4 separate regions of the Homo sapiens genome follow, and regions 1, 2 and 4 are each linked to region 3. Evidence: chromatin contacts called from ENCODE Hi-C or POLR2A ChIA-PET data. All regions are on one chromosome and are shown on one strand. Each heading gives the region's core, a stretch centred on a gene start or an enhancer-like site at or near the end of the contact. The rest is flanking DNA. Distances are from core to core; before and after follow the strand shown. Region 1 holds the start of CASP2 (caspase 2). Region 2 holds the start of ZYX (zyxin). Region 3 holds the start of TPK1 (thiamin pyrophosphokinase 1). Region 4 holds the start of GSTK1 (glutathione S-transferase kappa 1).

Region 1 (2,700 bases), core at 95-2,594, 1.5 Mb after region 3:
ATAACGATCACATATAACACTGCAGCTGGGATACTAACCAGTGGTGCAGCAGATTTCTTCCATTAGTTTACCAGTAGTATTCGCTCCTTAAATCGTTCTCTTCCTCTGGTTTCCATGACAGCATTCTTTGGGAGTCTTCTCTCTGCCTACCCAGTTCCTGTTTTCTTTAGAGGGCCTTTGGCCTGCCCTTAATATTGATATTCCATTAGGGACGCCCCTTCAAAGAGCCTTTCCCTAGACAATCTCACCCATACTTGCAACTTACTGACTTATAGTTCTTAACTCTCTCGAGTTCCAGACTTGAATTTTCAATCAACTCTTTAGTTTTAATCTGAAGCATCACCCCCTCTGCACACCCGCTCCTTCCTCTACTCTGTAGTATGAGAGTCTTAAACGTGAACATTATAAAAGTTTCCAATCATTTAGAATTTCAGGACACAACTGGAAGGGGAGGAGGGGCGAAGGGCACCACGGAGTTCCTACGTCTTAATTCTGTGTCCTTCTGCAGGTTCCCTTTGCGAAGACCTTAATCTTCAGTCTCGAGCAGGAGGCATTACAATGTTCTCCTGGGTGATGACTGCCATGAAATGGAATGACCGGGGCAGAGGCATGGACACTCGGAGCCACAGGAACCCCCTTGTTCTGCCAAAAGTACTCAATTTCCAAACCCTGTATTGACTTCTTTGAAAATCTGGTCATTCTATGCAAAGCCATGCAGATCATGATACAATCGATACAAATCAAATGCACATCAGGCAGAGCACCGAGGTCTGCAGAAGGTCTCGTCGATTTTTAAGGAGACAGAGTATGGTCTTTTTATAGTTTCCCTCATAAGGGAGCCAGAGGAAAGGATGAAGAATCTTCAAGAGAACCCAAGAGCGGGCAGGACTGCAAAGACCTCCCCTTTAGAACCCTCGTGGGTTGAACAAAGGGAGGCTGGGGCAGTCTTTTCCCACGAGAGACAAGGCCAAGAGGTCCGCCCGCGGGCCCTTGCGCGGAGTCAGGCTCGGAGCGGCTCGGGCGGGCGTCCCACCCTTGGCAGGAAGCGCGGACACGGCTGCTTTCCGGGGCTCCGAGGGGAGGGGGCTGCAGGGCCGCACGCCTGGGGGCCACGCTCCCCTTCCCTGGGCTCCCCTAAGGAGCCCTAAGACCGTTCCCTACTTACCTGCGTCCCCTGTCAGCGGCCATCAGCTCCTTGTGCTGGAAGGTGGACCAAGACCCCGCGCTCGGCGCCGCCATTTCCCGCTTTTCCCGGGCTCTCCGCTGCGCACCGCCCACAGCCCAAACAAACCGGGGGCCGTCGCTTCCCCCACATCCCTCCCCTCAGACGCGGACGCACACTGCGCCTGCGCCTGCGCCCTGCCGCGCCCACACACCAGGCCACCCAGTCCCCGGCCCGGTGCGTGCGCAGGCGCAGAGCTCTAGCGGCGGCCGCGCGGTCCAATGGGGTGAAGTGGGGTGCTCGGCGGACAGACAAAAGGAGGGGAAGGAGCGGGGCGGGGCAAAGGGCGGGGAAAGAGCGAGGGCGGGCGGGTGTGCTCCGTTCGGCCTGGGAATCCGATTGGTTATCGATTCCCGCGGAAATCACCCCGGTGCCTCTCGCGCCCCCTGGCCGGCCTATGGCGATAACTTCACGGAGACGGGCGTGGCTGGAGTTTTGCTTTATTGAAGTTGAACGGTTGGGGCCAGGCTGCGAAGGAGACTGAGAGCGCGACAAGGCCCTGGACAGATGCCCGCGCGGGGAAGGAAGGCTGGCTTAGGAGGGGGCGTCAGCTATGGTTTAGCAGCTTCCAGCGACCGAAACCTACATCACAGCCGCAGCACACAATTCCAGGAAACCTGGTGCTCAATATTGGGATCTCAGGAATCAGGACCGGCGGCTGGGGTGAAAGCCTAGCGGTCAGAGCTTAGGAGTGAGGCAGAAGCTGTTAGAGACTCTTCGCAAGTGACCCCGGGGCTACATATGGATGATTCAAGAGGGAGTCTCCTCGCCAGAAAGTTCACATGTTTCACTCCTTCTGGCCTTCATACCAACCCATTGTTAAAACTGGAAGTCCCTCCACCTGGGGTCACTGACTCCACTGTTTTCAGATAGGATGGGGACCCTGCACTGGAGACTGCTCTCTAGCCCCTGGGCAGGAGAGGCACAGACACTGCTACGCACGCGGAGCAGGGATCACCAGCGCTTTGACTGACTTTGCTCGTCCAGGAGGCTGGGGACATGCGTGCCCATGCTCAGCCCACCCCCTCTGTAGACACAATTGGTCGCCCATTCTGTTTATAGGAAGTCTTCCATCCTGCACCAGCAGCTGTCCCTAGACAGGGATTGGGAGACATGCAAGTTGCTTGGCTTCCTATTACCTTGTGTTGAAAACACAATAGGCTTTGGGATCAGGAGTTCATTCCAGTTATTTTAATGTTATTTACTAGCAGTGTGCCCTCGTGCACATTATCAAACTCCTCTGACTCTTGGAATCCTCATTTTTCAATAATAACTCACAAAGCTGTCAAGCCTAAGGGTTCTAACAGCTCGAACAGCACCTGGAACAGAAGCAATAGCCGCCACTCAGAGGTTACTTCTTCCTTCTCCGCCTTCTCTGGATCACCTCCCTACCTCATCCTCAATCTAACGCTGGAAATATTGGATATGGGGTAGGTCACCAAATGTTGCCAGAAGACTCAAATTATGCCACCCATATC
Region 2 (2,700 bases), core at 146-2,645, 1.5 Mb after region 3:
ATGCCCAGTCTCTCTGGCCCTGAGCCCTGCTTTTCCTACTCTCCGGTCCCTTACCCGGGCTTTGAAAGGATCATTCTTGGTCATGTCATCCAGCAGTGAGGACAGAGAGTCGATCTCCAAATCAATACTGCTCACCTTCTCCCTGGGCTAGAGGGTCAGAGGTCAGAGCACCTATTCCATGCCTCTATCCCCCCACCCCCAAGGCAGAGGTGCAGGGGAGGTAAGAAGAAAGGGCCCTCTTCTCCTCTCCTTGGGGGTGTCCAGTGCAGCCGCCCCTCCCAGGCCTCCGTACCTGTGGTGGGGGCGGTATGGGGGCCTCAGGCCCTCCCTCCTCCTCCGGAGGAGGCGGCGGGGAAGGGAAGATCTCCTCCTCCAGAGGCGCAGGGGGAAATGATTCCTCGATCGGGGGAGGGGGCGGCGGGAAGGCACCTCCCAGAGCACCCTCTGCATCGTCGCCATCCCCAGCAAGGGGAGGTGGAGGCAGGGGAAAGTCTGGGGTAGGAAGGAGAAAGACGTCGGCCGGGGTCCCTCTACCCCTCACCCAAGCTCCCCTCAGTTAACCGCTCTAACCCCTAACCCAAGAACTCTCTCAGGGGTCCCAGAGCGTGTGGGGAAGCAAAGGAGGGGCGCAGGGCGCCCTGGGAGTACCAGGTCAGGAAAGGCCGGGCGCACTGCCGAGGAGTGGTGCAGCTCCCGTTACACTTCGGAAAACGGACCCGGAGGGGAAGATTCGTGCCCCACATTCCCGACTCCCACTCCCAGGCGGGGGACTTGGAACGGTCCCAGGAGCCCTGGCTCCCAGCCACGAGCTCCACGATGAGGTAAGAACATCTGCTCGGGACAGGGTGGCTGCGCCCAGCCCCCTCGGCAACAACCTTTCCAGACATCCCCAAATTCCCGAAACGACTGCCCCCCACCCCGGCTCCTGCCGGGGTACATTCCCCAAGCCCCGCCGCATACCTTCCGGGGGCGGCGGGGGAATCTCGCCCACCCGGCCCATCTGTGCGCGCTGGGCCCCGGGTGCCGGGGGAGGCTCGCTGTCCCCGGGCCGGAAGGGATTCACTTTGGGCTTTGGGGCCACCACAGGGCCGAACTTCTTCTGCGGGGCGTAAAAAGCCGGAGCCGAGACCGAAACGGAGATCGCGGGAGACGGGCGGGGGGCCGCCATGGCCGGGCCGGGCTGCTGGGGTGGGTCGCCGGGTTACGCAGCGCGGAGCCGGGCTCAGGAGCCCCAGGCGGTCCCAGCTCCCCTTGGTGACCCCCACTCGCCCCCTCCCGGCGCCCCGCGCCCCCTCCCCGTGGGGCCGCCCTGCCGCTCCCCGCGCCTCACCGCAGGCCGGAGCGTGCGCGCCGCGTCTCGGGTGGCCGCCTCGGCGCCGGGTCCGCAGACTCTGCGTCCCGGTCCGGAGCAGCCTCCAGCCGGGCGGGGAGGGACACACGGAAGGAGGAGGGAGGGAGAAGAGAGGGGGCGGGGAGAGAGCGGCGCCCAGACCATACAAGGAGCGGCCCGGAGAGGGGGCGGGGAGAGCGGGGAAGGGCGGACCAGGCAGGAAACTCCCCCAGGAAGGGGCCCTGATCCTGCCTCAGGCCGGAGGCTCCGCCGAGGTCCGCTCGCCCCCACCCCACTCACTGCCGCCCCCGCCGCCCCAGCCCGGCTCAGACCCCCACTCCCTGAGCACAGGCCTCTGATGTCATTTCCTGACCTGCCTCCCCCTCCCCGCCCGACCCGCGGGTGCCCGAGATCTGACTCACCGTCCCCCTCCGGGCTTAGCCGGCGGAGGTGGGGCGGGTGCCGCCGAGGTAGCCACGCAGCCCCTGTGCGCCTCCGGCCCGGCCCAGCGACCTCCTCTCGGGCCTGCCGTTACCCGGTCCCCTCCTGCCACCACCCGCTACCCGGCCACCCCGAGTCCGCCTGGGGTGGCCGAACGTATGGAGCTGGGCTCCAGGGTGCACGGGGATGGGGGGTGAGGAGCGGGGCGTTCTCCCTCCCAGCACCCCCCAGCTGACTCTGTGCCCGGAGGGGGTGTGTGAGCCGGAACCTCCAGCATTCTTGGGGATACGAACTTCCAACGCTGGGCAGCCTCTTAAGGCTTCTAGGAATTCGCATCCCCAGCGCCCCAGCCAGCAGATCGGTTGCGAGAGGGACCGTTCGGGTCCGCGGGGCCGGGAATGGAGGTGGGAGGGCGGGGCCGAGGCGGCGGCCGCCTGCGGACTGGAGACCCGGGAGGACGGACGCGGACGCGGGCTGCTCGTCTTTTACGGCCCTTCAACGCCCACCACGACCCACTCCTCTTGGAGACCCCGGGCGACGGTGGGGCTCTTGGGCATTCTGAGACTGCGCTTGGTGGAGACCCCGGGCGACGGTGGAGCTCTTGGGCATTCTGAGACTGCGCTTGGTGGAGCCCCCTACTGGCCAGACTGGATTTCTCAGCCTGCGACTCAGCCCCAGGCTACACGAAAGAAGCCAGACCTGGGTAATTCTTCTAGTTCTTTTTTTTTTTTTTTTTAATTGCACTGGGAAACTTCCCCAATCTCGGCCCCAGTTCTTTCTCCAAACTAAGGAGTCATGGCCTTTCGCCCGCTAGTCCAGTATGCACCCGTAGGCGCTTCATTTTCTCTCCTCTTGTCAGCTTTTACTGCCTCCTGAGGCCTTCGTCTTGTTCACACTGAGTGTCCAGTCCCTCCAAATCCGGCTACACT
Region 3 (2,700 bases), core at 201-2,700:
GAATGTTAAGGCCGATTCATGCTGACTTCCTGGAACTAAATCAAATTGCAGTACTTCAGCAATGACAGGAAACATCCTCTCCATTTACACAGGGCTTATATCCAGTAAATGACTTTAAAATTTACTTCATCCTCTTCATTTACATAGGGCATAAGCCAAGTAACCAATGGAAACCTCTAGCTGGCATTTAAACCCCAGAACATTCTCTAACGGCACTCTTGAGCCCCTATCCTCGGGCGCTCCCAACCTATGGGGTGTACTTTCATCTTCAATAAATCTCTGTTTTTGCTTCATTCTTTCCTTGCTTTGTGCGTTTTGTCCAATTCTTTGTTCAAGACGCCAAGAACCTGGACACATCAACTGGTAACAGCTCTTCATAGGATAAACACATGGCAACCACTTGTCTATTACATGTGCAGATAGTTTCCTTGTACCCCAATTGTCTTTTAGGTTCATTAAGGTCATATTTAAACATGGACTTTTGAAATTTGTTGTAGCTAAACCCGTATATAAGCATTTAGGCTTCCTCCTTCTTTGGGTCTTTTCTTGTGGACTCCCATGCACATAGCTGTAAGCTTTTCCCCTGTTAAACTGTCTTAAGTCAATTTAACCTCTTAGGCCCAGGTGGAAACCTTAAGAGGGTAGAGGGAGATTAGGTTCGCTCACTATTGGAAAAGCCTGTATTGCAACAGTGACGCTCTGCAGCTGCAGATAGGTGGCTTAAAGTTTCTTCCAACAAAAACATTCTGTTTCCACAAAGCAAAGTAAGGAAAGCTCTTAACGGAGTGTTCCCTAAAGAAAGCTTTTTTTTTTTCTTTGAGATGGAGTCTCGCTTTGTCGCCCAGACTGGAGTGCACTGGTGTGATCTTGGCTCACTGCAACCTCCGGCCTCCCGGGTTCAAGCGATTCTCCTGCCTCGGCCTCCCGAGTAGCTGGGCCTACAGGCGCGCGCCACCATGCCCGGCTAATTTTTTGTATTTTTAGTAGAGACGAGGTTTCACCATGCTGGCCAGGCTGGTCTCGAACTTCTGACCTCATGATCCGTCCGCCTCGGCCTCCCAAACTGCTGGGATTACAGGCGTGAGTCACCGCACCCGGCCAGGAAGGAAAGCTTTTAACCCGACGGCTCAGGGAGGACACCGGTAGCAGGACTAGAAGCAGCACAGTGGAAAGTAAGTTTGGCTTGGAAGCTAGGTCAAGCATGGGTGATAGGGAATTCGCCACTTAGTTTGAAGCAAATGGCCTCCTTGTTAAAGCTGAGTGCAGAGGGCCCGGCAGCAGTACTACAGCTAGCAGAACCAGCCCAGAAAACGAAGCCTTGGAGACTTGAGGTGGGTAGTGCCGGACGCAGAGCACAGGGCGCGGCTCCCACTTGCCTCCGGCTCCCGGAAGCGGGCGGGGCCACCTCGCGTCCCGGGGGCTAAAACCTGCGAGCGAGGACCGCGCGCCAAGGCTCCTCAGCCGAGCGCCGAGCGGTCGATCGCCGTAGCTCCCGCAGCCTGCGATCTCCAGTCTGTGGCTCCTACCAGCCATTGTGTAAGTGCGACTGCTGCCGGGCGCGCGGGCCGCGGAAGGGGGCGGCCGCCTCTCGCTCCCCAGGTTCCCGGATGGTGATGGGTTCGCGGAGAGAGGCGGCAGGGGCAACCCCTCGGACCTCATAGCGGCCCGCGCGGCCGGTCTCCGGGGGCCCCCGCCCGCGGCGGTGCTGTAGGCGAGCCGTGGCGGGTCCCCAGCGCCGGGTGCTGCGCCGCAGCTCAGCTGGCTCCTGGGTCCCGGAGCGCGCCGCTGCCGAGTGCCAGGTTCAGGCGGCTCCCGTGCTGTTGGTTCTGCGCGATGTTTAATTAAAACTGAGAGTCTAACTTCACTTTTTTTTTTTTAATGCAGAGGCCAATAATCCGTTATGGAGCATGCCTTTACCCCGTTGGAGCCCCTGCTTTCCACTGGTACTGTATTTCTTTCCACGGTTTAGTGTCACTGACGTGCCCCTCCCCAGCGACGGGAACAGGTCGAAAGGACGGGGCTCTAGAGCCAGCGTGACTTCCAGCCTGGGTTCTGTCCCTGATTTCCTAGCTCTGTACCGCTAAGCATATCAGCCTCTCGCCGGTCTCATTTTCCTCATCTGAAAAATGAGCTTACGTATCAGTCCTTGCTGTGAGGACGAAATGACAAGATACAGTGTGTGTAGTCCGTGTGGAGCCCAGTAAGCGCTTCCCGGCTGTTGCGCCTCCACCAACAGCGCGAACAAATCTGGAACATAGCGGAACATTAGACATTGCAGGCATTAAGGACGGTCATCGTTGCCTGACCGTGATGCATTTTTAATCCATTGAAAGTGCCCCGAGCTTATCTAATAAAAGATTGGCAAATGATTATATCAAGTGTTTTAAATCTATATAACACTCAGGATATTTTATTCTTCTAAGATTTGAAATTACTGTGTAACCGAGTTCAGGCTGGGCTGCTCGCTGCTTGCAGAGCCAATCAACAAGGACGAAGGGCCCGGAAAGGAAAGTGACTACTTTCCAAAGCTAGCAATGGGGAAGTAGTCCAAGCTTCTGCCTTAACGAAACCATTTCAAATTTGGACAAAATGTAAGAGCTTATAAAGGGGCGCTTGGTATTGGGGCTCGGGGGCCCCAGTCTACGTGACTTGCTCAGATATTTATCTTGGGTTTTTGCCTCATCTGGTGAATGGGCTGGC
Region 4 (2,700 bases), core at 182-2,681, 1.6 Mb after region 3:
TCCCATGACCTATTTGCCTGCTCTTCTTCCCTTTCATGCCCGGCAACCTTCAGCTCGCTCAAGGCTGATCCTGAGGTTTCCCAAGGCAGGCTTCACTTGCTTTAGTCTCCCGCAGCCCCTCCATCCTATCAATCCCTCAATCTCCGACTTCTGTGTTTTTCACTGGATACCCTGTCTACATCCCACTCTCTTCACCTTTTTCAAGCATCACAGACAAGAAATCCTTGGGGAAGTGGATGGGAATCTGGAGATGGTGTCTCAGGAGCTTTAAGTCATTTGCCATGTATAGTCCTTTGCGGGGAAGCAGACCTGGAGGCTTGTTTCCTGCCAGGAGAAGGTTGGGCACGCTAAGTGAGAAAAGACCTAAGGGTCCCAGGTTTGGGGACCTCGACGTGGGTTTTGGGCAGAGGGCAGCTTCCTTTTTTTTCTCTTGTTGTTTCGCTCTTGTTGCCCAGGCTGGAGTGCAATGGTGCGATCTCAGCTCACCGCAACCTCCGCCTCCTGGGTTCAAGCGATTCTCCCGCCTCAGCCTCCCGAGTAGCTGTGGTATACAGGCATGCACTACCACGCCCGGCTAATTTTGTATTTTTAGTAGAGACGGGGCAGAGGGCAGCTTTCTGGCTGCCAGTGCCAATATAAGGACCCGCTGGGGTCGGCTCTCTTGGGCCACTGAGATCACCCCTGCCCCGACCCTCCCTTCCTACCACTGTCTTTCATGATCCCTGTTATGAGGCTGGGCCGCAACTGCAGGTTGATGTTCCAGATATTCTGATACCGGCACAGGATCTGCGGGCAGAGGTCAAGAACGATTGCCAGTGTGCAAGATGGAAAAGTGAAAGAGCCGAGGGAAAGGGAAGGGAGGCGCTAAGTGCAGAGCAGGGGTTATGCGGACACCCTACATTGTTTGGTTTGAAATTGGCAAAACTCTCCTCACTACTAGAAATCTATTCCAGGATCTTCGCTCCTGTGGCCAGTTTTCCCCAAAACTGCCATCGTTGGGCTAAGAGGTGGCCGTGTTCTGCATTTCTCCCTGAATGTTTGGAGCCGCCCCTCTTTCCACCACCGTGGGAAACTGCAGTCGGGATATAAAGGCTCGGGTTGGAGCCAGCGACTCTATTCCGTTTAAAAGCACAAAGTGACCTTCAGCCCCGGAGCTCTCCCTGCTTGCCTTAACCCCTTGGGCGGCGCCAGGAGTTACACGAGACCTCTGTCCCGGAGCCCTGCGCTCACTCTTCCCTCCGCCCTCACTCCCCAGACACTGCCGAGGCGACCCCTCCCAGCGTCACCTCGAAGCCCAGCCAGGAGTAGGGGGACAGCACGTCATAGAAGAGCTCCACGGTGCGCGGCAGGGGCCCCATGCTGCAGGCTCCGGAAGAGCAGTGGCAGCAGGAGCTCCTTTTCCCGGAACCCGGCAGAGGCTGCCCAGCTTCTGGGCCTGCCTGGGACCGCCCACCGCCTTAGCGCGCAGCCTCAGAGAGAAACTGCCCTGGTAGAGGTCCACCTCCGGCGCAGCGGGGCAGGGCCAGCCTACGGCCCCCAGCCAGGGGCGGGGTGGGTAGGGACCCCTTGGGGAGCGCGCAGGTGTGGACAAGGGGCGCTGCAATCGCCTTTGCAAAAATTTTAACAGTGAGAAAATTACGAAGGTGAAACAGATCTGAACTCACCAACTCCATCGTGCCTTTAACCTCCAAACTGCCCTTGGTCATTCCTGAGCATGGGACGAGCTAATATAGGGAGAAATTTAGTTTATAGTTTAAATGATAATAGCCCTTCCCCAAACTAAACCAGTTTTATAAAACTAATAAAAGTCCACAAGTTTAGGATTATGAGAGGGGCCTGAATTCTGCTAAGATGTAGGCATTAACAATTACCAGACATTGTTCCAGAGGTCACAAGCTCTGCAACTTCCCCAATTATTCCTGTAAATAACCACTTTTGTAGAACCTAAGACTGGCCTTTGAAGATACCTTCTCAGACTTTTCCATTTCTAATGACAGGATGACTCCACCTGGACCAGTGACTCCTCTGTGGCCCGCATCCAAATGCAACTCGGTGCACTGAGGACGGTTTTCCACACCCCTGTGATTGCATCCCCAACCAATTAGCAGCACCCATTCTCTAGCCCCTTGCCCATCAAACTATCATTAAAAAACTCTAGCCGGCGGGCATGGTGGCTCACGCCTGTAATCCCAGCACTTTGGGAGGCTGAGGTGGGTGGATCACTTGAGGTCAGGAGTTCAAGACCACTCTGGCCCACATGGTGAAACCCTGTCTCTACTAAAAATGCAAAAATTAGCCGGGCATGGTGGCATGTGCCTGTAATCCCAGTTACTCGGGGGGCTGAGTCAGGAGAATTGCTTGAATCCGGGAGGCAGAGGTTGCAGTGAGCCGAGATCATGCCACTGCACTCCAGCCTGGGTGACATAGCAAGACTCCCTCTCAAAAGAAAAACAAAAACAAAAACAAAAAAACCCACAAAGTCCCCTAGCCTCTGCCTCCGAATTTTGGGAGGCTAATTTGAGTAATAATAAAACTCTGGTCTCCTGTTTAGCTGGCTCTATGTGTATTAAACTCTTTCTCTATTGCAATTCCCTTGTCTTGATAAATTAGCCCCATCTGGGTAATGGGCAAGATGAACCCATTGGGCTGGTGTCAGGGTGACTGTCCTGCTCTGCAGTGGAGTCTTGTGGGAAGGGGGTA

What was found. Hi-C counts contacts between places; a loop is a spot of excess contacts on that map. ChIA-PET counts read pairs that join two places held with the same protein, here RNA polymerase II (POLR2A). Pooled maps may share reads with other maps.
Region 1: a pooled map shows a loop between it and region 3 (8-fold over the local background). The contact joins the promoter of CASP2 here to the promoter of TPK1 in region 3. A Hi-C loop is called at or near these places in 5 of 37 single-sample maps with no recorded cell type and 17 of 50 pooled maps. POLR2A ChIA-PET finds 5 or more read pairs at or near these places in 1 of 52 experiments (activated B cell).
Region 2: a loop to region 3 is called in a map of naive thymus-derived CD4-positive, alpha-beta T cell, with 5 times the contacts of the local background. The contact joins the promoter of ZYX here to the promoter of TPK1 in region 3. A Hi-C loop is called at or near these places in 2 of 168 maps with a recorded cell type or tissue (ascending aorta and naive thymus-derived CD4-positive, alpha-beta T cell), 7 of 37 single-sample maps with no recorded cell type and 19 of 50 pooled maps.
Region 4: a pooled map shows a loop between it and region 3 (7-fold over the local background). The contact joins the promoter of GSTK1 here to the promoter of TPK1 in region 3. A Hi-C loop is called at or near these places in 2 of 37 single-sample maps with no recorded cell type and 8 of 50 pooled maps.

Annotation. Positions count from the first base shown.
Region 1 is chr7:143,286,995-143,289,694 of GRCh38, reverse strand. It overlaps CASP2 (caspase 2), which reads right to left and starts at 1,344. Exons shown (of 11, transcript NM_032982.4): 1 at 1,166-1,344. The coding sequence starts at 1,239. It overlaps TMEM139 (transmembrane protein 139), which reads right to left. Exons shown (of 3, transcript NM_001282876.2): 3 at 1,647-2,700. RefSeq lists a silencer at 968-1,717.
Region 2 is chr7:143,380,040-143,382,739 of GRCh38, reverse strand. ZYX (zyxin) reads right to left here and starts at 1,395. Exons shown (of 10, transcript NM_003461.5): 1 at 1,331-1,395; 2 at 961-1,183; 3 at 293-492; 4 at 55-147. The coding sequence starts at 1,168. FAM131B-AS2 (FAM131B antisense RNA 2) reads left to right here and starts at 1,715. Exons shown (of 2, transcript NR_161353.1): 1 at 1,715-2,474; 2 at 2,631-2,700. It overlaps MIR6892 (microRNA 6892), which reads right to left and starts at 54; the gene lies at 1-54. It also overlaps a transcript of FAM131B not described here. RefSeq lists silencers at 876-925, 956-1,985 and enhancers at 2,486-2,575, 1,699-2,599.
Region 3 is chr7:144,834,803-144,837,502 of GRCh38, reverse strand. It overlaps TPK1 (thiamin pyrophosphokinase 1), which reads left to right and starts at 1,450. Exons shown (of 9, transcript NM_022445.4): 1 at 1,450-1,536; 2 at 1,885-1,943. The coding sequence starts at 1,901. RefSeq lists an enhancer at 1,240-1,309 and a silencer at 1,610-1,709.
Region 4 is chr7:143,262,172-143,264,871 of GRCh38, reverse strand. It overlaps GSTK1 (glutathione S-transferase kappa 1), which reads right to left and starts at 1,431. Exons shown (of 8, transcript NM_015917.3): 1 at 1,287-1,431; 2 at 705-786; 3 at 196-324. The coding sequence starts at 1,358. The region is part of intron 2 of TMEM139-AS1 (TMEM139 antisense RNA 1); the gene reads left to right. LOC105375546 (a long non-coding RNA gene) reads right to left here. Exons shown (of 3, transcript XR_007060569.1): 3 at 1,665-1,724. RefSeq lists enhancers at 1,184-1,403, 1,222-1,516 and a silencer at 1,544-1,613.